3 separate regions of the Homo sapiens genome follow, and regions 2 and 3 are each linked to region 1. The links are chromatin loops, found by intact Hi-C in ENCODE. Cell type or tissue: PC-9. All regions are shown on one strand. Links, peaks and the distances in the headings refer to the core of each region. The heading gives the core; the rest is flanking DNA.

Region 1 (8,418 bases), core at 276-8,275:
CAAAATAATTGTCTCAATTATTGTTTCAAGGGGTTAGAGGCTAGAGTCTCAGATACATATAACAGAACGATTTTTTTCCTTATAGGAGTTTAAATAATAACATTTTAAAATTATAAGTATATTCTGTTTGATTAAATCAAACAAAAACAAATCTAATGTCTCTTTTTTTCCTGCTTTTGAAAACACACATTCAAGAGTCTTATCTCCCTTAGCACTCCTATTATGATTAACAAAGCACAATGTTGAGATAACACTCCTTTTCCCCCACAGAATTGTAGCACAAATCATAACCATCATGATAAATCAAGACTGTGATGTCATTGAAGCAACCAGGTTCTGATTATAGTATAGCCAAAGGAAGACAGTGCACTTACCTCTGTTTAATTTACCTGATTGCATCTCATTAATCCACTCATTCAGTCATTCAACAAATATTTCCTGAGTGCTTACTACATGCTAGGCACTACGCTAGTTGTGAGGCTGAATAAAACAGCCATGGACTCTGTCCTCATGGAGCTTTGCAGGTGTGCTAGAGCCAGCCCCTACTGGCTCGTTGAAAGCCTATTTTTAAATTTTCAGGAACTTCATGAGCTTCAAAATTGGCAATGGTGAGAGTATTTATACACAGAAATTGGCAACCACAACAAATCAGGGCTTCCTATGCTGTTGTTTTTTTCTTCTCCCCACCCCTCCTTTTATTTAAATGAAGAGCTGGTTGTTGAACACTAATCAGCACAACACTGGGGTTACAGACATGCTCCTGAACTCAGTCACCCTCCCTGCCTCTTGACCTCCACACCAGGATCCCACCTCACCAATACACTTTGCTTTTTACAAACAATAGCTTCTTGAAATGTTGAAGCAGTCAGACTATTATAAGATATTTTAGTTGACATATGTTATAAGTTGTTGGCCATATAAGCAAGCCCAAAGTAAAACTCCTAAAAGAAAATTTGCAATGTTAAAAAATGTATTAGCTATTAGTTTATTCAGCTGTCTAGATAGGACTGACAATAGCACCTCCTTCATGGAGGTATTGAGATTAAATTAGCTAATAGGTGTAAAGTGCATTAGTAGAGAAGTGCCTGGCCCAGAGTAACACAGAGTAAGCATCATACAAGTCAAGGCAAGGCCTTGTCTGGATTTAGGGTGCATAGTTTATGCAGATGAACTTTGTGCTGCTGAGAGTGTGGAAGGTAGGAAGTAGGAAAACTTGAGCTGCATCTCTCAGCTTCATTCAATAAGCTAAAGTGATCTCTTTAATTAAAAAAGATCCTCAAAGGATTTTAGATCTGTGATCTTAACTGCAGGAAGAATGAAAAAGCATTATGTCCTTAGAGTCAGGAGAAAGGCTGTACTTACTTCTTTTTATCATCTGATGGTATTAAGGCTTTTAATGAAAAACGCTATTTTTTTCCCCTCCCTTCTTTGTTCTCTCCTTAGCTTTCCTAAGTGAGTTAAGGCACTCTGAGTATGCCACACCCTGGTTCCCTTATTCTGTAAGACCGCAGAAGAGAGAAGGAGCCCAGATGGCCCCAGGTGGGCTACTAATCCCAGGATTTTGAAATCTTGAGTCTGGCCTCTGGAAGAATTTCCCATTCTGTACAAAGATGAAGAATATACTGTTCCTTGTTCTGTTAACCTATTTTTATAAAACAGAAGGATTTTTTTCCTCCCTACTGAAGGTAAGTTTTACATGCAGATCCTATATGTATTTTGCTAGACATATGCCCAAGTACTTTTTCTTCCTCTTTTTTTGGGTGGTATTGTAAATGGTATTATTTCTTAATTTCAAATTCTAGTTTTTCATCGCTGGTATGTAGGAAAGCAATGAGTTTTGTATATTGACCTTATATCCTGCAACCTTGCTAAACCTGCTTAGTAGTTCCAATAATTTTTTAAAGATTCTTTGGAGTTTTCTACTGTAATAATCATGTCACCTGTGGTAAAGACAGTTTACTTGTCCCTTTTTAATATGTATACTTTTTATTTCTTTTTCTTATCTTACTGCACTAGCTAGGACCTTGAATAGGTTGGTGAAAGAGAATATCTTTATCTTGTTACTGATCTCAGGGGAAAGTATGCTATCTCTTTATTTTTTTGTTTATTTATTTTTATTTATTTACTTTTTTATTATACTTTAAGTTCTAGGGTACACGTGCACAACGCGCAGGTTTGTTACAAATGTATACGTGTGCCATGTTGGTGTGCTGCACCCATTAACTCGTCATTTACATTAGATATATCTCCTAATGCTATCCCTCCCGCCTCTCCCCACCCCACGGCAGGCCCCGGTGTATGATATTCCCCACCCTGTGTCCAAGTGTTCTCATTGTTCAATTCCCACCTATGAGTGAGAACAGAAAGCATGCTATCTCTTACCATTAGGTATGTTTGCTGTAGGTTTCTCATGTATGCCACTCCTGCCGCCCCCACTTTTTTTTTTGAAATGGGGTCTCACTCTGTCACCCAGGCTGGAGTGCAGTGGCATGCTCTTGGCTCACTTCATCCTCCGCCTCCCAGGTTCAAGCAATCCTCCTGCCTCAGCCTCCTGAGTAGCTGAGATTACAGGTGCCTGCCACCACGCCTGGCTAATTTTTGCATTTTTAGTAGAGATGGGGTTTCACCATATTAGTCAGGCTGGTCTCAAGCTCCTGACCTCAGGCGATCCACCCACCTTGTCCTCCCGAAGTGCTGGGATTACAGGCGTGAGTCACTGCGCCCGGCACCCCTTTTTAAATTAAGAAAATCTCCTTATAGTTCTCATTCTTTGAGACCCACAGAATGGGAATTATCTGTTTTAATCTAATCTATCAAGAGATTTGATTTATGGTCATTCCTGTCAGGCTGGGATGGTTTGGAGATGGTAGAGGGAAAGAACATTCCACCCCTGAACCCTGTGGTAATTGTTCTCTGAGTCAGCTCTCTGCCGTCTGTGGCCTCCATACCTCGTCATGAAACCAGAGATCTCTAGCAGCTGCACTGGTGAAAGAGGCAGCAAGAGGTGGAGTGATCCACTCACCTTTAAATCTGAAGGGCTGCCACTTCTTACCTGTGTGAACTTGGATGAATCCCAAAACCTCATTTCTAAAATCAGGACCTTGATTACATTGTAGGCACATGAAGATAGCCTGAAATGATAGTAACTCTAAAGTACTCTACAAATGGATCCTTTAGATGACAACTTGTTAGAGGGCAGGATCCATGTCAGTGCATTTTAGTATCCCCTAAATAGTCTGGGGCACAGTAAATGCTTAATATGTGTCTAATGATTCTGTTATTACATATATTTGTCCCTCCGAGATCTCATTGTTTGCCCTTGGGCTGTGTGGGGGGTACTACAGAGCAGGTGTTACCACAGGGGCTGTGTCAGAGTCTATGATTTCAAGCAAGTCACCAAAGCTCCCTAACCAATAATGGGACTCTGGGTAACCAAGTGAGATGCCCCAGGTAAAGCTCTCTGCAAAATATCCGCTCTCTGTAAATGCTGAATTAATGCCAGCTGTTATTTTTACTTAGGTAAGATCTTTATTAGGGAACTAGAGAGGGAAAGCTGTGGGGTTTGGCGTTTATTTGTTTGTGATTATTTATTAGTGTGTCCTGGAGGAAACTTTCTTCTTTGCTCATGGTTGACAACAGAGGGCAAAAATGAAGGCAAAATGTGGCCTAATGCTGTCAGTTGGCCGGTATTTTCATTTGTACAGATTACTAGTTTTCTTCTTTTCCTAGTGTCCTCTGGCCCACTAGGTGACACTGTTTACTCGTCTATGGTACCCCATTTAGGACTTTCCACAAATCTTATTTAAAAGTAGCATGTTTTGTTTGGGGTGCTGGGGAGGGGGAAAGCGTGTTGAGAAGGAAAATACAAATGAACCGTCAGTGGCTAAACTTTGAGGTACAATTAGGGGCCAATTGTCATCTATGGTTATGTGACGTTATGGGCTAGTTTCAAACTATTTTTTAACGAATTTTAAGAGCAACATGCAATTAGTTTCCAATTCTATTCCAAGAAATGAAGGAAAATTGACTTCCCCTTCCCAAGCCGTCACCAAACCAAAGGATAAAATAAACTGCTGTGGCTTTGAATGTAGAGTTGAGTAGATGCTCTTGAATGATTGTTTCCACCTCATTCTTCAATGATAGTTAATGAGGGCACAGACCACTAATAAGCAGTGGAAGCAGCTTCTAGGCTAAGCTTAAATTGGGCCTTCAAATCTAATCAAAATTAGTCACTGCTGAGAAGAAACCAAATGTGGTGTGTCCATTCGGATGTGGAGTTTGGAGAGGCCCTCCTTGTTTTCCAGGTCAGTTATGATTCCATTTCTGCATTGCTATATTGCTACGCACTCACAGGAAGATGACATTTTTTTGGATCCCATCCAATTGAAACTTGTGATGATTCTAAAATGACACATGTAACTTTTGGATAGAAAAAAAATAGAAAATGAATTTCTTGCCTTGCATTTTCAGGCTGTGAGCCATGGGAAGCGTGTCAACCATGTCAAACCAAAGGATCAAGAAATTGAAGATTCCGTTCACTTGCCTTGGAGTTTGAGGTCTGTGTTTTCTATTTATCCTCACCTCTTCATTGTCTATTATAACTTTAAAATTAACTCATTTATGCTGCTTCTGTTTATAAACTTAGATTGTTTTTTTTTTTTTTTTTTTTGTCCTTAGAAGAAACACAACTAAAATTCTCTAACAAATATTTCCCAGTTCAGAATTTTCCTAAAGCTTTCCTGGCCTCCCTGGCTAATGAGCTCCAATTTTCTTTGCTTTTCTGTGTGTCTACCAGCACGCACCACCTTTAGTTGGTGTGTGATAAACAGCTTAATATAGTCACAGTTTTGGCAGCTAACTTTTGGATGACTGTCACAAGGCCCCCTAAAATTGGAATTAAACAGATTTAAAATGAACAGGCAAACTCCTGTGCTTGAGAAAAGAGGATATTTTCATATGTTGTGAGCAGTAGTTAACCCAATGTCTTCTATGTATTTATGCCCTGCTTTATTTAAGTAACAGTAATAACTTTAATCATTATTAGCAGGAGCACTGTTAAATACTAAGCACCTCTCTCTGAAATGGGACTTCTTCCAGAAAAACTCTTTATGTGAAACCAACACTGTGTAATCAACAGTTGCATGAAGAAGTCTGGGGAGCAGAACATATAACAACAGCCTCTGTTCTCTACGCATAGCAGAACGGTAGAGGCTGAAACATGCATTTTGTTGCTTGATTTGGTGTGTAGAGCACCCGGGACATCTGGGATTTGCTTCCTCGAATCTCCAGCTTGCATGGTCCTCTGATGAAGAAAGGAGAGAGCAGGAAAAAAAAAAATGGAAGAGGAGGACAGAGAAAAAAAATTCAGGTCTGGCTTCGGTGCATTTGAATTCTAGCTGTCTGGGGGCATTCTCCCAAATAGCGAATGCTAATTATACTGAGTGTGTCAAATTGTGTCGTACTTTTGTAAATCAAACAAATGTTCCCAGGAGATAGGCGGGAGGCCACCAAACCCTATTCATTTATGATGCAACCTGAATTTAAAGCCAGGACTCTAGAGGGGATAGGTTACTCTGAGTTTATTTCATCTTCTGACACGTGCCTTGCACCTTCAATGTTACCCTGACATAAGGACTGCAGTCTTTCACATAATGCTTTTATTTAAACAGTTAATATGCTACTAGGGATGGCCATAGCACTTTTTAGAGACATTGAGGATAAACATATTGTTTTGAGGGACATAGGTTGTAGGGCTTTTCTCTGGGAAAGGAGAAATAGATCATAGTGCCGGATCGTTCTTCCTAAAACACCTCTGAGAGCATTTTCCCCTTGCTCTTCAAATCCTCCATGCTTTGCCCTTGTTTACTAAATGATGCCTAAACTCCGCTGAGGCAAAGCGTTCCCAACCTGGTGCTCACTGTTGCCTGTATCTCACATGCTGACCAGATGGGACTCTGCCACGTTTCATGGATGGATGTCATGGATCTGACTCTCCCAGTCTTTGCTGATGCCTGTCATTCCTAATTTCTCGGAGGCCCTCAGGGACTCTCCTCCCTAAAACCTATCTCTTAATCATTGAAATCCTGCTCGCCATTAAAGGACCAGTATAAATACCACCTTCTTCAAGAGGTTCACCTTACTTCTTCTCTGTCTCCAGCTAGAAATAATTTTTCATTTTTCTTTACTTTGTGTTTTTTAATGGCACATGAATACTGCTTTGGTTGATAGGTATATCTGTATGTAGCATCTTTTCTACAAGATAACAAGCTCCTAGGAGCTGGGGATTAGATAATCTGCATCTGCTTCAGATTTGCACAGCATCATGTACAGAATACATGGTTATAAATATTTTTTGAGTAAACGAATGACATAAAACATACACACTCTCTTTCTGGACTAATTTCAATGGTTGTGTCTAAGGGTCAATGATATAAAATAACAGAATCAAAAAATAAAGGAATTAGGAGTATATTTCTTTGTATAGGTTTTGCTTAAATGATCCTTTCAAGCATTTACATTCTTTCAGATGTGCTTGACACACAGTGGGTGCTCAGTTGACCAGCTCACAGCTGGCTTAATGGAATATTACAACAAATGAGTTTCCACAACAAGGTAGAGAGTTTTTAATCAGACATCTTTGAATTTATAACTGGAGTTGAACTTGAGCTTATGAACAATTTTTCCAGGTTTACACAAAAACCAGAAAGCTTAAAAAACAGAATGAAATGAATCATTTCCATTTTTGATACACATGAACATTTTTGATGCACAAAAATAAGAAACATGTTTAAATGTCATATGAACTAGCATTTTTAAAGATCACTTCTTGTGTGCCAGGCACTCTGCTCATCAGTTTATATGCATTCTTTCATTTGACTTCTCAATAATTATTATTGTTATTTATAATAAATAACAAAACTGAGTCTTAGAAAAGTTAAGTAAGTTGCTGAGAGACACATAGCTAGTAAATGGCAGAACCAGGATTCAAATGCAGGTTGACTAATTCCAGTGTGTATGTCCTACTGCCTCTTTGTGCAAAGTTACATCCTTCCAGAAGAGAATGCAGTATAGTGTCCCTTGTGCAGTGTTAGAAGTGGGAATTCTAATTCAGCTCAAACCTTCTCAGTGCCCCTGTTTTACAGATGAAGGAATTGAGGCCCAGATAGGTTAAGTGAGTTATTAGCATCACAGAACTCATGAGATCTGAGATTAGACTGTAGGCATCTGGACTCCCAGTCTAGGAGATTCCTGTGAGAAGATGGTGCATTATCACACAGATTTGAATATACATGGATCTAGCCAGTTTCCCTTTAACATAAACCCTATGTATAGTGAAAGACAGAGGTGGCTTAGCCAACCCTAGGATGGTGTTAGTGCTATCTGCTTTCTGATTGCTTCTCTTTTCACTCATTGGCTAATCCAGTGACACTCATTTCAATGTGGCATCTATATGATTTATTTATACTGAACTTTCTGGATCACTGACCAAGTCAACCAAGGGTGCCAAAGTTGACCATTCATGCACCGAAGACTGAGACAGTCCCTCATTTTGACTGACTTTGCTTTCTTATATGGCAAGCAGGGATTTAAGAGCCAGCCCGGGTATCTTTTGAGTGTGTAGTGCCATTTGGAGAGGCCTCGCCTCTACTGGGGGACCACAGGTGTCTAAGATGGTCTCAATGAAAAGTCTCTTAGGGTTAAAGCATTTTCTTAGCTAAGTATGCTGAGATTGTGGAAACAAAATGAAATAAATGAACAACAACAACAGCAGCAGCAAATCATTTGGAATCAGAAAGCTAAAGGACTGGTCTACAAAGGGTAAGACCTTAGGGTGAGTGTTGAGTGTTGCTTCTTTCCCAGTTAAGCAGGTGATGGCCCTGCCTGTACTCCACAAGGGAGACTGACTATAAGCACTTAGCTTTCCAGATGTTGAGGCAGGATTTGAAGTCAGAAATGCCTCTGTCTCTTAGTTCTGAGTGATCATGGAAAAGCGACTTAGTCTGTTTGGACCTCAGTTTCTTCATCTGTAAAATGCTACAAATCTGGGTTGGGAGGGCAGTGGGGTGCTGTGGAGATTAGATTAAATTGGACAATGCATCTGAAAGCTCTTAGTAAAGTCAGCGGTATGTACCCACCTGTTTTATATTAATGATCAATTGACGAATTTAGGAGGTGTACATAAAAATGAAAATATACATTTTGGGAGAGCAAACAAATTCAGTTATTTTTATATTCACATTATCTTTTAAAAACATTAATTTCATGCTAAAAATGACTCTGGGTGAGTGGGAAGTATGTAGGGGCATTTCTTTGGCTGGGGTAGGTGGGAGGCAGGAGGAGAATGAAGTCAGGAGCCAGAATCTTATCTAAGGGAGGTTGTGAATGGCTAACCCAGGTGAAGGCCGTGGGGTGGGAGAA
Region 2 (8,418 bases), core at 174-8,173, 1.4 Mb after region 1:
ATGCTGCTGATCTAACCTCAGCTATCTACCTGCAACTCACAACTACTTTCAGCCTCACACATATGCTCATCTAGTTTTCGTTTTAAGTCATTCTAAAGATCAAATGTCTTTACACTCCTGGAAATGATATTGTGTTGTGTGTGTGTGTGTCTGTGTCTGTGTGTACCTATATATATGTTTGTGTGTAAATTATCATAAATATTTGCCTGGCCACATAGACCACTGCAAGTACCTGGAGATCTGGGAAAACTCATTCTCTTTTTAAATGAACACTGTGCATCTATCTTTTTGGGGGCTTGTGTCTGTCTTTTTCCAGGATGCAGTGACACCAAGCTGAGAACTGACATCAACCAGAGGAAGGGGTTGGAGAGGCAGAATTGAGGTTGGAGCAGCCCAGTAGAGGTTCAGGAAGGTCACTGAAGCTGAGGATGATGAAAGGAGGGTCATAGCAGCCACATCCAGGAGGCCATTTAGGAAAACTTTAAGCAGGCAAGTGATGAGACTTGATTTACTTCTTTACAAGATCATTTTGTGTGCTGTGTGGAAAGGTAATTGGAGGGCACACAAAGCAGAGGAAAGAGACATACATACGTAACTTAGGGCAAAGTTGAAAGAAATTTAAATTCAGTATTACCATTAAACCTCAGCCATTATTAGTCCACTTTAACTTCAGTTTTCCATTTTATTCTGAAGTTAAGGCCTTAAACACGTCACACCTTGGGTTCCAGCATCAAATAACCACAGGCTCCAGCACACCCACATCTTTCTGTTGTGTTTACCCAAGGGTTTCAAGGCTTCAGGGAAGTCTTAACATCTGTAGCCTTTAAAAACCTCCTAATATCAGAGAGCAAGCATGTTTGTTACCTTAACTCTTCTATTGAGCTTGAGCTCATTGTATCCACTTATTTTCAAAGGGTAACTACTCTTACAGAGTTATTGCTTCATGCTTTTTGTTCTCCAGCACACAGGCTGTGGCTATACTATACCCATTCCTGACCACCACCCTGCAAGTCCCAGGTGGTAGGAATCCCCCACTCAGCCCAGCACACCACCTTCTCTTGGTCCAAGTGGCTTCCACATTCGCCCAGCCCTCAGTATCTCTTCAGTGGCTGCAAGAGCCTCTTGACTTGTCTAATACACTCTAGGAGAGGCAGTTGCATAACTGTTCTATTCAAATATTGTTAGAAACACGATTTTGGACTAAAATCACTTTCTGCAGTGGCTTCTCCTTTGTCAAGTAAGAGTGCCATGTTTTACTATTGTGAATCACAAGAAACTTAAATGTCTTTTTTCTTTCAATGTCAATCTATAGCAGAAAAGCATATTTTTAAAAGATACAAAATCACATGAATTAAGTTAAGCATATTTAGAAAGAAAGAATACAATGTTACTTACTCTTTCTGTTACTGAGATTATGATTTCTCTCTAAATATATTCTCTATTTTCCCAGTATTCTTCAACGAGCACGTTACCTTTGACACCATAAATCATTATCTTTTGAAAAGTTTGATATTTTACATAAACTTGTAAATTCATTTAAATGATTTTACTATAACTCATATATATGATTTAACTTGTGTGGGTGTGTGTGCGTGCATGTGTACATGCATGCTTGAACGTAACTTTATTCCTACCAGAAGCACTAACTCCTAACCCTGGTGTAGGAGTACTGGGTTCAGGTTGCACCTACAGGCAGCAAGTCCCACCCTCCAGTGCCTGGGACCCAGGAGAAGAGAGGCCATGAGGTTTTTGAAGGAAATAACGTGGGAAAACAAGAAGGTGGACAAGAAAACAGGTTCCTGAAAAACAGGTTCCTGAAAACAAGAAGGTGGACAGGAAAACAAGTTCCTGGTCATGATAGGACACAAAAGCATGCAATTAAGTGAGAATTAATGAACTAATAGGAAAATGAGAAAATAAAATCCAAATATCCAGTGATTCCTTAACACAGACTCCTAGTTTTAAGACAGATTCTTAGTTTCCCTTATAATGTTAAAGATGAATTTGTCAGAGTCCCTGTCCTCATTTCAAAAACAAAACGAAACAAGCAAACAAATTGGCTTTCTAATATGTGCCATGCATTGTGTAAAGAGCTCTATGAGCATAAAGAAAGACATGACTGTAAAGCACTTAGAACATTGCTTAGTGCCTAACAACCACTGACTCATTGCTGCTGCTATTTTTACATTAGCCACCATTTTAGAGATGAGAAAACTGAGGTTCAGGAAAGTGACACAGCAAAGATTTTAATCCAAGACTCTCTGACTTTAAATCCACTGTAAACTCTTAACTTCATTGCAATTACTAAAGTTACAGTCCAAATGCCTTTCCAAAGGGCCTCAAATGGAAATATTCTAACATGGTGCAAACTGAACTGTGAGTAGTTCTTTGAAGTTCTTTCATTATATTTACTACACTTTCTTAAAATGCAATAGGCTGTGAGATTTACAATGCTCAGAGTTTCTAGTTATTGTCTTTTCCCAGAAGAGCCTTTGATTTTGTTAAGAATCTTACCTTAAATCTATAGATATAATAAGTGAAATCAGGGAAATGCCATCAGGAATTGCAGGCATTATTCTGAACACAGCCGGTACCATACAGGGCTATAGCTGAAACACCTTGGACAGGATGAGGCTGGTTCTAACCTAAAGCATACAGAATACAGGAAAAGTGCCTTGGTTTCTTTTGTGTAACTTCCCAAGGATAGTTTGTTATTCTCCTAAATAATGTATCATATTTGCTGTGGGAGTATACTGGTTAAGAACAAAGCCTTTTGGATTTGGAAAGACCCAAATCCAGGCCTCTTCTCTGTCCTTCCTGGCTGCAGTATCCCATGCAAGTTGTTCTCTTTGAATCTATTCCTGTGTGAGTATAAAACGAATGATAGTACCTACATCATAGGAAAGGAGAGCAAGAAGAAAATGAATTGAGAGAAACGCGTATAAAGTACTTAGCATAGTCCAGATATAGAGTTGGGGCTCAGTAAACGCTGACATTATTAAAAGGAAAACATGTTTTTGGATTCTAAAAAACGCGCCTATTTTAGGCGATGTGTTCTAGGGGAAAGAAGTGAGTCAGGAGATGTGGATCCTATTTTGGGATTCAGAACTGTAGTCACAGGAACCAGCAATTTCCCTGAGAGTTTGTGAGTTGATTATAAAATGGAGAAAGTAATATTTTTGCTTACCTGCTTGGATGCATGGAATACAACTTTCTTCTCCTAAGAATCAAGTGTATAAAACATTTTTTCAGTCATGTGGGTCTTTGTATTGGGCATGAGATGAGAAGGGTATTTTAAACCAGTTTCTCTTGTATACGTTTTTTTAAAAATCTGTCTGCACATGTCAAATCGTCAGCAGCCAAGTCTAGCCTGTAGATGCAGACCGAACACTTCTTTAGGAGCTCTGAACAATATGCCAAGATGCTTACGGATACCAGGAAACAGGAAGACTTTGAAATCAGCAAAATAACTCCTGGAAAATTCTCCTGCTAGTACCTTATCATTCTGCTTCCCTATCTCTGTGCTGTGCATATTAAAAAGAAGGGGGCAAAGAGAAATAATGGATTCTCTGGATTTCCTTGAGATAATATGTTCAGAAATGGTTTCTCTGGGAACTAATGAGACATCCTTTGCAGGCTGAATAATATGAATTCAATTCTAACCCAACCATTGAAGTATAATTTCAAGGTAACCAGTAACATTATTACGTCCTTCCTTCCTTTCATATACCCATCCCAGACTAATGATAACTGTTTTTGCCGAATACTTTTAAAGCTTTTCCTTCCTGATGAAACTTTAGAGTTTTTTCGTTAACAAAGTTTATATAGCAACCATAAAAATCAGAAATTACTAATTAAGACTATTAGGAAAAATCCGCCAGAGGCTTCAGAATTAAAATATATCTTAATTAGATAGGCATTTCAAGATTCTAGGATTCTCTTCTATAAATGGTAAAAGTTCTACCCCCAAACTGGGTGGAACTTCATAGTGCATACTACTGCTTCTGTTCATTCAACTGGGTAGTGTTACTGCATTGTGAATGCATCAATAGGAACAGAAAATTATGCTAGGAGACTAATATTAACAACAATGACAACACCAGAAACAAAATCATAATTGAGAAGTCTGAATATAAATCTTTTTCTCAAGGAACCATTGGCCGCAAGCTGTAGAAACGATGTATTTGTCATTTTATATTTGCCTACAGTGACACCTGCTGGAAAACACTGTTGAAGCTTTAAAATAAAAATAAATTTAAAATTTAAAATAAAAGCCAAGCTTTGAAAATATCAGCCATATATTACTATTATTTTTGCCTAAAAATGCATTGCCTAAACTTCAATTTAATTTCTGATTCTTCTTTTGAATTTTCTTCTCTGTGCAAACTGAGAAACTAAGATTCAATTCCATTTGATGAAATAATTGTTTAACTGGTATGAGAGAATTGGAGTTAACTTTTATATGATGCAAACTATTTTTAAATGGAAGAATTTATAAACAGTTTGGTGGCATTATTTTGCTTCTTTCTGAAATGTTGCTTTAAAATTTGCATATCAACTGCAGTGTGATGATAAGTATTTTTCAAAATCTTACTTAAGAATAAATATCAAGATACTTAATACTGGTGAAAATATTTAATAGCTAGCACTTTCCTAAGCAGCATTAATGCACAGAGCCATTTTGTGTTTGAGGTTTTTATGTTGTCCTTTAGCATGCACTGGATGCCAGCTACACTATGCGTTAAGCAACCAATGTGGATCTTATGCAAATTCCCTTTGATTTCAGCAGAGACTTTGCATACTAAGAGTTCCCATCTCCCAGTGACACAGAAAAGGATTTGTGTACCTATGTCCCATTACCATTAATAACATTCACCAATAAAATTCTAGCCCATTGAGAAGGTGCAAACATTTACATGGAAGTGAGTCTTTCACAAAGCTGATTTTACCCCAAGATTTGGTATCTACAAGGGACTTGTCATCTACAAGGGACTTGTCATCTACAAGGGACATATTTGCAAAGAAGTATCTTGAGATCTTCATATTCTTGAGTTCAGTCACTTCAGACTTTTCACAATCATTTCAGTATGGTTTGTGTGCTGTTGGTGACACTTTTTCCCACTTAAATTTTTTTTCCTAAATGTAAAAACTGTCCTCAAAGTCACAGTTTCTTTATAAAGCAAATACATAGGGTTTCTTTCCACTTCATTTGTAGCTATGCCTCCATTTCTCTAAAAATTCCTTCTAGCATTAGGTAGAGACTTGATGCTTCAGAACAAAGGGACTCATGTCTTTATACCTGCTACATAGCTGGTTTTCCATCTTTTACCATTTCACCATATCTGTTCTTCTGGGAGGAAGCTGTCTTTTCTTAAAAGTCAAAATTCATAAGGGAATAAATGTTCTCTATCTTAAGTTAACCTCCATATTAATCCATTTTCTCATTCCTTCAGCTCTAAAGACTGTGTCTTTATTAACCAGTAAAGCTGCCAATGATTTGTAGAGATGATACTCCACATACCCTTCTTATATATGAGGAAACTTTGGCCAATAGAGGTAGACTAAGGTCAGTTACATGAGAAGCACTTCCTGAATTAATAAAGTGATGCCAGTTCCATAACTTCTGTAGCTGAGCAAAATCAGTAACTTTTTTTCATCTCTGTCCATTGCATCCTGAAGTGGTACTATGGTTCAAATGTCTGTGTTCCCCCAAAATTCATATGTTGAAATCTAATCCCTAGTGCGATGGTATTAGGCAGTAGGGCCTTTTTTCGAGGTGATTAGGTCGTGAGGGCAGAGCCCTCATGAATGGGATTCGTGTCATTATAAAATAAGCCAGAGGAAACTTGTTTGCCTCTTCTACCATGTAAGGACATGGCAAGAAAGCACCAACTATGAACAAGGAAATAGGCCCTTACCTGATACTGAATCTACTGGCAACTTGATCTTGCTCTGTCGCCCAGGCCTGAGGGCAGTGGCACCATCTCAGCTCACTGTAACCTCTGCTTCCTGGGTTCAAGTGATCCTCCCACCTCAGCCTCCAGAGTAGCTGGAATTACAGGAGTGTGCCACATACCTGTCTATTGATCTTGGACTTCTAAGCGTCCAAAACTGAGAAATAAATTTATTTGTTTATAAGCCACCCAGTTTATAGTACTTTGTTATAGCAGAATGAATAAAGTAAGACAAGTGGGTAAAATGAACTTTTAAAAAAAGAGATGGTTAAATATATATATTTTGCTTAGCACCAGTTAAAATTTTTTAAAATAAAAAGATAATTTTTTTAGGTCTCCACATAAATTTTATCCACACACCTTCAAAATAGTTAAGAATATCTCCAAATTTCTTTCTCAGTTCCTGGGATTGAATTTTCCAGGCAGTAAAGCAGATTTCTCTAATCTTTAATCTCCACTCCCAATTAATCCCACATTGCAGGATAAAGGAAGCAGAAGTAAGATACAGAAAACAGTACCCCTCACTCCTGAGAATCCTAAGAGATATTCAGAGAGACCCTGGGTTTCTCACCATACAGAGAAGAAAGTTCAGAAAACTCTGCTTAATGGTTTAAGTAAACTCAATTAAGCTGAAGCTCTTGAGCATACAAGTGTTGCACTTGCTATACAGATGTATGTTTATATTTGTTTTTATTTTATATGTATTTGCTTTTATAAATTGTAGGTAAAATACCAACAACATATCAATTTGATATTAAATTTATCAGCACATTAAAAATCACACAAATCATTAGAAAACTACATTAATGAAAGTATTCAATTTTTCTCCATGCTTTAAAGAGTTAATCCTCAAACGGCATCTGCACAAATTGGAGGTGGGTGGTTTCTGGATCTTTTATCTAAGAATATTTTAATCTTGGGTTCTCATTGTTATGACAGTTCAAATTAAAATCACGTAAGTGTATTCTGAATAACACTTTAGAACTGAGAACTATCATGTCATTTCAGTGACTATGTTTTTTTCAAGTAATTCTACTTCCAATGGTATAGTCCCACTGAAAAAAAAAGAACTGAAGTAGGTTTAATGTGTGGATGATGAAATTTTATCACATGAAGGACAAGTCACACAATCATGTACTACATCCAGGCTTTTCCAATAGTTTCAGTAGAGAAAAGTAGTGGAAAATTTGAGTAATTTCACAATGGCATGGGTATCTGTCAGTCTTTATCTGTCTTGTAGGCCTTTCTTTTGGGATTTTTGGTAGGGCTGAAAATTAAGAGAGCTACCTTTCTTCCCAGTAAGTTGGGCAAATGACCCAAGCTGGCTAATAAGAGGATTCAGTGATTGGTTCAAAGGAGGACATATGATCCAACCAAGCCAATCAGTGTCATTTTTGGTCAGGGCTTATGGATTTGGGAGGGAACAAGGGGGGTTTATATTTCTGGGATGACCTTGACCTGTAAAGATGCTATTGTCTTGGAGCTACCCATGGGACATCTTTGCTAATAGTTGGATAAAGAGAGAGAGAAAGTCCGTCTGAGAATAAAGCTGTATGGATAAAACCAGGGGCAGAGGTAGAGAATTCAAATGAAATAATTGTAACCCCTGAGTTCATTCATTTCTTAATTTATGGTTTCACCTTCCCAATTATGTGTTTGTGATCCAAAACAGTACAAAAAGGTGTTGTTGTTGTTGTTGTTGTTGTTTTCTTGCTGAGCTAGTTCTTCTGTTCCTGTAACTCAAAGGATCTTGACCAATACACCTGGCACATAATATTGCGCATATGCATACTCAATGTTTAAAAAAATGTGTTACAAGAATCAATACCATATTCACATTCTAAGTGGCCATTTCATTTCAGAAAAATAACATCATTTATTATATTAATGTTGTTAACACAAATTGTATTGGGATTCTAGTTTATTTATAGTTAATCTGTATATTTGCTTTAGTTGTATACTTTCATAAAAACTATAAGCATAAAGAACTTATATATAATTTTATGTTTTCTCATATGTAAGTAATATAATAATTAAAATCACTTAAGTCAACACTGGGAGTCCACAATAATTGTCCCCATTTGAGAGGGTCTGTCCTAAATCAGAAGCTGGAGAACATTCTCTACCACAAGTGCAGGAAAGAAACAAGCAATACTGATGAAAATGCAAAATGGTACAGTTCCACATGGAGGGAATTTTCCTGTACCTTTGACCTTTGGCATCTATCCCAAACCTACTTTTTGGAATATACCCCAAAGATAAACAAGAAAAATATGAAGTGATTGTGCACAAAGGTATTTATTGTAGCACTATGTATAATAGCAAAAGATTGGAAAGAACTCAAATGTCCATGAATGGGAACTGGCTGAAGAAACTATGATATCATCATAGTGGAGTGCTATGCAACTGTAAAAAGGAATGAGCAAGATCTCTGCATACTAATAAGGAGTAATCTCCAAGATGT
Region 3 (8,418 bases), core at 174-8,173, 340 kb after region 1:
TGCCAGGAAAGGTGGTAGAAACACCCCTACAGGAAATGTCTTTCTGTCCTGAGTTGAATCAAAGAATTATCTTTCTGATGGAAACAGAGTCGTTCAGTGTGAGGCTTCCAAACAACTCTGAGAATTCTAGATGAAATTCACAGTATGGGCTAAGGGGTTTTGTTGTGATCTGACCTTTATTACATAGATTATATCATTCTCATGGGAATGTGCAATTTGTATTCCAACCAGTCAATTTATTCAGCAATATCTGCTACACTGAGAGGTCTATATGGAGAAGAATTTGACTCACTTATTTTGTACACCATAAGAGGGCTCAATTAATGTTGGTTGAATTGAGTCATATAATTTAGGGATCATCTATTTCAGCCAATCCTTCCTGGAGCTTCAATAGTCTGCTTTCTTTTAATTCAAATGACATTTTCCTGTTAAGTACAGGGTCCACACCACTAAATTCAATCATATATTGTCTATCATTTATTGATATAATAAGATATGAAGATAATTAAAATGCTTTCCCATAATTTGGTTAAATGCTATACTTGGTGGCATTTTCTTCCATCTCCACTGAACTCAATAGTTAGATATGATTTCCTTTGTGCTAAAAATAACAAAGATAGTATTTGGAAGAAATCAGAATGGACGAGCTGATAAATTATTTATGGCAATTTCTAGTAGCCTGCCAAACTGTTCTGTAATGTAGTAGAATCTTAATTTTTAATGAAGGACCCTATGAAAATCTGCTAGGGTAAAAACCATGACCTCTAAATGATACCATGAGAGAGTCCCATCCCGAGCCAGACTGTGCTTTTTCCCATCACCTCACTAGGGCTTCACCTCCAGCTGACCCTACCTGGTCCAAGCTGAGGGGAGTTGGTTGGTACAAAGCCTGACTAAGACAGGAAAGGTGGAGTGAGGGAGAAGCCCAACTCTGAAAGGGGATAAAACAAACCACCTTGGGGAACTATTGTGTGCCATTTCAAAGGTCTGTTTTGACTAATGCGCTGTGCTATTCAACTTTACATCCTTAATCTGTTGTGTCTGTTTTTAATAAAAAAAAATAATTGGGGAAAAATTAAGGACAATGAGAGAGTATTAGTGAATACAAATAGGTGAGAGATGAAAGCAGACCTATGGGGGGAAAGCACTTGCAGCTACAATGATACATCTGAATGTGAATTTGGTTGATCCTATTTTTACCTCTCGTGCTTCGGCAAAAATGCATTTGACTTGATATGGTCTTGCTCACTGATTAAATTTCCCAAATTGTTATGGGACCTTTTGCTGTTCAGAGAAATCCAACAGATCTGCTTATTATCTTTCATCAGGGACTCCATCTTCATTCTCTTGTCAATAGAAGACAAAAGCAGTATTTTGTGCATATTTATTAGCTATATTATATCTCTTGGAAACATTAGTTTTCTCCAACTTTTTTTGATAAACATTTCATAGTTTTAAATCAAATATTTTCTTAATGGTTGAGAGCTTTTCTCCTATTATATGTTATTCATCTAATAATGGCACAGTTAATGTCTTATTATCTATAACAGACTTATAAGGTTTTAAAAGCAGTTGTTAAATATTAGAACTTATACAATCTTGGAATAATTTGATCTGAACTCCTCACTGAGCAGTTGGGGAAACTGAGGCTAAGAAATGTTAAGTGGCTTGCCCAAGGTCACAGAGCAGCTAATAAAACAACTCAATGTTTGTGTCTTTTGAATTTACACCATCCTTTCTAGTATACTCCATTCCACATCCTGCAATCCCCACCACAGACCTATACACAAGATCTGAGCCCTAAGAAATGTCCCTGAACAAATGCTTATCTTAAATCATGTTCTTTCTCCATATTCCTATTGTTTTAATCACTAGTAAGTGTCTTTCTTCAACAAACATTAAGGAAAGCACTAGGTGGAAAAGAGTAATGCTGTCCTTGACTGTGGGGCTCTCTTGATTTAAAATAGCAGAATGCAGTGAAACGATGATAATACATTTGAGGAAAAGAGGGCAAAACAGCTGGTGAAGAGAGCAGAAGGGCTGACCTGCATGAATACCACTCTGAGGGGAGGAAGAGAGACTTCCTTTATGAATGGGGAGGAAAGAAGTTGTGATCTGTTTGTGCAAAATACCAAATCATTTTAACCAGACAAAACAGAGTTTAACTTAGCTGACACGAATGCTATGAATCACTGGGGTGGTGGAAGGTGAAGCTCCATTTGATACTCATAATTAGAATATTGTGAACAGAAATTGCTCATGTAAAATAAACTTTCTACAGTGTTGCAGCATGTTAGAGAGACAGGTAGAGATGTCTTGAAAATTTTTAATGTTTCCAATTCCTGCAGCTTTTACAAAGGGCTTCATAAATTGAAATCTAAATCTATTATTCTGTCCCTGCTTCACAACTTGCTATGGCTCACTGGATAATGATCTCTAGTCTAAGAAATTGTCAATTATGTTGATAGTATTATAAGTAGGGCTTTTATTAAATGGGAACTTATTTTAAGATGTTACTGTAGCCCCACTGGCTCTCTATTTTGCCATCTACTGAGTTAAACTAGGAGAAATATAGTGAACAAATAAAAGAGCCTATTTTCTATGGATTAAAACAGGATGGAGATAAAAAATTAAATTACTGGAGCCAAATATAACAATTATACTTAATATAATCAAAAATAATTTTCCCTCTTATTATGAAGATTTTCAAACACACGGTAAAAGAAAAGAGAATTGTGTAACCAACACCCATGTACCCATCACTTAGATTTAATAATTTTTAACATTTGCCTCATATGCTTTTTTCTGCTGAAGTTTTTCCAAGTAAATTACAGACATTACATTTCACCTCTAGACACTTTAAGTGTTTAATAAGAATACTTTCTGTATAATGACAATTTTTCAGTATCACGACTAATATAATTAACAAATATTTCCTAATATTGCCTAAAACCCAATTCATAATCTATCCAATAAATATTTTATAGCTGGGTTTGTTTAAACCATGATCCAATTAAGACCACACATTACATTTGGATATGATGACTCTTATAATTCTTAGAATCCAAACCAATACCACCCTTTCTCCTCTCCCCCTCAACCCCTCCCACGTATTTTTTTGCATGACACTAACTTGCTGGAGAGCAGGCCAATTGTCATATAAAATGTCATTGTTTTCTTGTGGTGATTTAACTTTTTCTTCTATTCTTTGTTTCCTGTAAACTGAAAGTTGGGCCTATAGGCCTTCCTTGATATAAATTAGAGACATTTTTTGGCAGGAATATTTCAGAGAAGACCTAACAATTCTACTTCTACATATATATCCAGGAAAAATCAGATCACATGGCCACAATAAAAGTCTTGTTACAAGAATGTCCATAATAGCTTTCTTTGCAATCACTCCTAATTTACAGTCACTGCAAACTGGAAACAATCCAAATATCTGCCAAGAAGAGAATGGATAAACAAAATGTAAAATATTCGTACAATGGAATACTAGCATTAAAAAGAAGTAACTAATTGTTGCACCCATCAATATGGATAAAGCTTGAAAGCATTATATTGAGAGAAAGAAGCCATTTACAAAAGGGTACCCACGATACGATCCCATTTATTTGAAGTACAAGAAACTGCAAAATTAATCTATGATGTTAGAAATCAGAACATATGACTTTGGGTCCAGAGGATGCTGATTCACTACAGAGGGGCACAGGAGAATTTTTGAGGTGATGGAAAAGTTCTGTATCTTGATTTGGGGACAGTAGTATGGGTGCATAGATTTTTCAAAACTCATTGAACTACTTTGACTTTTACAGTACATAAGTAATACCATGATGGAAGGAAAAAAATTAGGTGAATCAATGTATGTATTGCATTTCCCAGGAGGCATATCATATCAGGTTATCTTTAGTGATGCTAAGATTGATTGCTGGAAAAACATGAACATTTTAAATGTATACTTTTTAATTTTAAGAAAAATCTGAGTTACAACATGGTGAGAATTTCATAATCATAGACATCTTTTGAAGACTGTATAATTTTTTTGCCTCAAAATTAAACTCAGCCCTCTGAAAATACAAATATTGTTCTGTGGGAAAGAAAGGCAATATGGTGGGCATGGATGAAATAGGAGAATCCCAGTAAGGAGTAGGGAGATGCTGATCCAAAATGATGAGAAACTTAGGGAAGAATAAGAAAAAGGTCCCAAGAACCTTCTCACCCACAAAATTAAAAAGCTGTATAGTATACTCTGCTGAGAGAGGAAGGCCAAGGAAACAGGTGGATGGAAATCTGCTGTGATAAGAAGTGCCTTCCCCACTGAGCCCTGGCAGGGAGGTTTTGCAGTGCAGGCCCCTCTGGAGCCTGCTACGCGGTGCCCAAACACAGCTGTCACTCCCTGGACTTCTGGACAGGGAACTGAACCAGAGGAAGGGCAATGAAGATGCAGCACTGGCCAGTTCTAGCAGCTGGACAGCACTCAGTGCTCCTCGGGATCAGGGCCTGTGTCTTTCTGTTAGATGTGAGAATTGGAGAGCTCACTAAAGGATTTTGTCACTGGAATTCCCAGAGGGATTATTGCTTCATTGACAGCAATTTAATCATACCATGTCATGAAACAACATCCACACAAAAAGAAAATTGAGCTTCACTTCGAGGGCTGAGGCTTCTGAATTTGACTTATTTATAATGGTGGGTCTTACTCTGAGAAAGCCTAAGGCACAAAATCCTAGACTCTAAAAACTGTTTCACCCAGTAGGTAGGGGTACAGTGGTAGGCAGGAAGGTTCATGTACAAATTGCCAAAGGTTATTTCACTTTATAAAAATGGTTCATCACAGGTTTCCTTAAATCATCATCTTCCCAGAGAGGTCACGAGACTGACCAGTCTTCCATTCCCTCCCAACAGGCAAGAGCAAGGCCTTACATCATTGAGACATACATACATTTCATGAGGCTGAATGGGATTTATGCTGTCTTTGTGAAGTGTGCACTATTTTATGAGGTCTTCTTTCTATTAAGTATTCCGTATCTTAAAGCTATAATCTTCTAAAAATTCTCCTTATGGAAAGATAAGGATAAAGATTACTAAAACATTCATTGGATAAAAACATGTTCTATCCCAATGTTAAACTATAAATCAAATTAAGAGGATATTGCCTCACCAGACACTAAATTTCTAAAATATGATAATTCTCTGTAGCCTTATATGATTTGAATCATTTAATCTATTAACTCATTTATGCCTTGACTCTATCCGAAATATCTTGGAAAAGGCTGAAAAAATACATGCAACTCCAAGTGATAAAGAGATAAGAAAAATCAAGCTGGAAGAGTAAGTCAAGTGTAGATAAGGAAAAAAACCAGGGCACAAATGAACACATGCTGTTATGTCCTATACAATAGTGGAGGCAGGCACAGATTTAGCCCTTAGCTTACTGGTGACTAAAAACAAGAGGAAAATACAATATAAGAACATATAAAAATACGAAGGGAACAACAATAAAACATTGCTCAGGAGAAATGAGTTTAGTGGATCCTCCTAAAGAGGACAAGGTGCAATGAAAAAGACATTTTCCTATCTCTACCTCAAAGTGAGTTACATTTAACTACTTCTCATGCTGTCTCTCAGGACTTGACTAAGGCCAAAGTTAAATTTAGTAAAAGCAGTTTCACAATTTGGGGACTCCCAGCCCCCAAAACAAAGTGTGGTCTAAGCATGTAGCCTTTGTGATGATGGCTTGATTTAGGGAAATGGATGGGCAGCCCATCCTTGATGCTCTTTTCTTGACCTGTCCTTGAATATTTTCCTTGATTATGTCATACTTGTACATTTGTTCAGAGGTGGAGAGTAGATAGTTTAAGGTTATATTCTCTGGTAAGGAGTGAAATAACAACTTAGCGTTTATTGAGCATGTACTGTGTGCCAGAGATTCTAAGTGCTTAAGGTGTATTATTTCATTTAATCCTCATGACAATCCTATGAGGCTAACATTTTCATTTTTACAGATGAGATAAAGAGGTATGAGAGGTTAAAGGTGGAATAGTTGTTAGGTATTAAGGAATAGAAAGTAGGCAGCCTGACTCCACTGTGTGATATTGACTTCAGGAATTTGTCTGTGGTAGGTCGCTGGGGTAGGTCAGAACCTAGACAGAGAAGGAGAGGTTTGGCTTATGGCTCCCCAAACTTAGAAGCCTGACCAGAGCCAGTGCCTGAATACACTCATCCCACTTCTGCACAAATGTGATTTTGTTAATTTTTTTTTTTTTTTGAGATGGAGTCTCTCTCTGTCGCCCAGGCTGGAGTGCAGTGGTGCAATCTCAGCTCACTGCAACCTCCACCTCCCAGGTTCAAGCAATCCTCCTGCCACAGCCCCCCGAGTAGCTGGGATTACAGGTGTCATGCCACCATGCCCGGCTAATTTTTGCACTTTTTTGTAGTGACAGGGTTTCACCATGTTGGCCCAGCTGATTTTGTTAATTTTTAAACAGTCTCAAAAGTGTCTGGTAGAATAGGTCCAGAAAGATATATCCAAGGCAAACATAGCCACCCATCTTTTAGAGGATACCTTTCTAGAATATAGGAAAATATGTTTCTTCCCGATCAGAGGAGTTTCCCCCAGCTCTGACATCCAGTCTGATATTTTTAGAATATTTTAGGTTAACTTAAAAATGCACTCAGTGGCCAGGCACAGTGGCTCACACCTGTAATCCCAGCACTTTGGGAGGCTGAGGAGGGCGGATCACGAGGTCAGGAGATCGCGACCATCCTGGCTCACACGGTGAAACCCCGTCTCTACTAAAAAAATACAAAAAAATTAGCCGGGTGTGGTGGTGGGCGCCTGTAGTCCCAGCTACTCAGGAGGCTGAGGCAGGAAAATGGCCTGAACCCAGGAGGCGGAGCCTGCGGTGAGCCGAGATCTCGCCACTGCACTCCAGCCTGGGCGACTGAGCGAGACTCTGTCTAAAAAAAAAAAAAAAAAAAAAAGTGCAGTCGGTAGCCTACTAGAATGAATTGACCTTGATAGGTTCTTACATTTATCTTTAATCTACTGAAAAGCCTTCAAGTCCTGAATCAGTGGTTCTCAAAGTGTGGTTCCACCAGTAGCATCGATATCACCTGAGAACTTAGAAATATAAATTCAGAGCCCCCACCCCAGACCTACTGTTTTGGAAACTGCGGGGCAGCAGCCCAGCAATCTGAGTTTCAACATGTCCTCCAGTCGATTCCCTAAAGTTTGAGAACCACTGACCTAAACCACTTTGGCATAAATAGCCGAACCAGGACATAGCTATTAATATTACCTCTCAGGGAGTAATAGTGTGTTGGAATTAAAAAGTAGCATGGCAAGGACAACCTAGGGCTCAATTCCTTTTTTTTTAATAGATGAGAAAACTGAGGCTCAGGGAAGTGGAGAGATTTGCCTGAGGTCACACAGGAAGTTAAAAGAGTCAATGGGCTCGAACCCAGTTTTCCTGACTCCAGGCCAGAGGGTATTTTTTCATTTCTCCTGTGACAGTGACATTTCCTTGAGAGGCGATTTTCCTCTTACTCTTTTCTAGAGTGTCTCCATGGGTGGAAGCTTATACAAGTGGTTTTTACATTTCACTACCCTGAGTCCTTCTACTTATTTTCTCCATCTAAGAACCAAAAAAAAAAAAAAAAAAAAAAAAAAAAAAAAAGGTGAATGAACAAGTTTTATTATGGGTAATTCACTCTTCCATGTTCTATATACATTAAAAATGCATCAAACAAGTGAACACCCTTTAGAATTCCTGACACTCAATTTTTTTGAATGCTTGTAGAATGACTTACATTCTATTCTCTGAAAAAGTATAGGATGAGTTTTCAAATCATTAGTTGTAAGGATCCTCAAGGAATGCAAAACTCTAAATGACGTCCTTTAGGATTTCTAGTTTTCTGAGTTTTCTAAAAAATTTAAACATATGTAAACCTCAGAAGACAAGTTACATAATTTTTCTGTGCCTCAATTTATTTGTCTAGAATAATGCCTCCCTTAAAGAAATGTTAGGCAAATCAAGTAAAATGATACATGTAAAGCCTAATGCCTAACATAAAATAAATGCCTAAAAACTATTAGTTCATTCTTTCTTCCTCTTTCCTGTTCTTACTAGTGTTAATAGTTGATTGGAGGTCCAATGTAATTATTAGTGACTTTTTGAAAACTAACATAGGAGCAGCTCATCTGTTCTATAAGAAGTTGCTAGGTGATATCTCTTCTTTGATTTTTCTTGGTGGTTGTCCTAAGGGATTTGCTCTCTTTTGTGTTGATTGGACTCATGCATCCTAACCTATCTTTCCTCACCTTCCTTCATGGGACAGGGGAGACCAGAGGACAGGCCCTACCAAAGAAGAAGAGCTTATCTGTTTGGCTTCCGCAGAGTAGACATCAAGGGACTA

What was found. Peaks named below come from ENCODE experiments on the same cell type or tissue, not always from the same donor. Only the 100,000 strongest peaks of a DNase experiment are listed, where the experiment ranks them.
Region 2: a loop joins it to region 1, with 8 times the contacts of the local background. A loop is called at or near these places in 13 of 110 quality-filtered maps.
Region 3: it touches region 1 in a loop (3-fold over the local background); 6 of 110 quality-filtered maps call a loop at or near these places.

Annotation. Positions count from the first base shown.
Region 1 is chr3:182,613,650-182,622,067 of GRCh38, reverse strand. No RefSeq gene overlaps it. Among named protein-coding and RNA genes, the nearest start is that of LINC02031, 26 kb to the left of the region's middle. In PC-9, for the core only: CTCF peaks have their summits at 3,557 and 3,759 (motif pointing right); DNase peaks (open chromatin) are centred at 2,857 and 3,767; H3K27ac peaks cover 1,446 bases.
Region 2 is chr3:181,206,205-181,214,622 of GRCh38, reverse strand. All of the region lies in intron 3 of SOX2-OT (SOX2 overlapping transcript), which reads right to left. Among named protein-coding and RNA genes, the nearest start is that of SOX2-OT, 150 kb to the right of the region's middle. In PC-9, for the core only: CTCF peaks have their summits at 4,005 and 4,205 (motif pointing left); no DNase peak of the experiment used is centred there.
Region 3 is chr3:182,272,757-182,281,174 of GRCh38, reverse strand. No RefSeq gene overlaps it. Among named protein-coding and RNA genes, the nearest start is that of LINC01994, 210 kb to the left of the region's middle. In PC-9, for the core only: no CTCF peak of the experiment used is centred there; no DNase peak of the experiment used is centred there.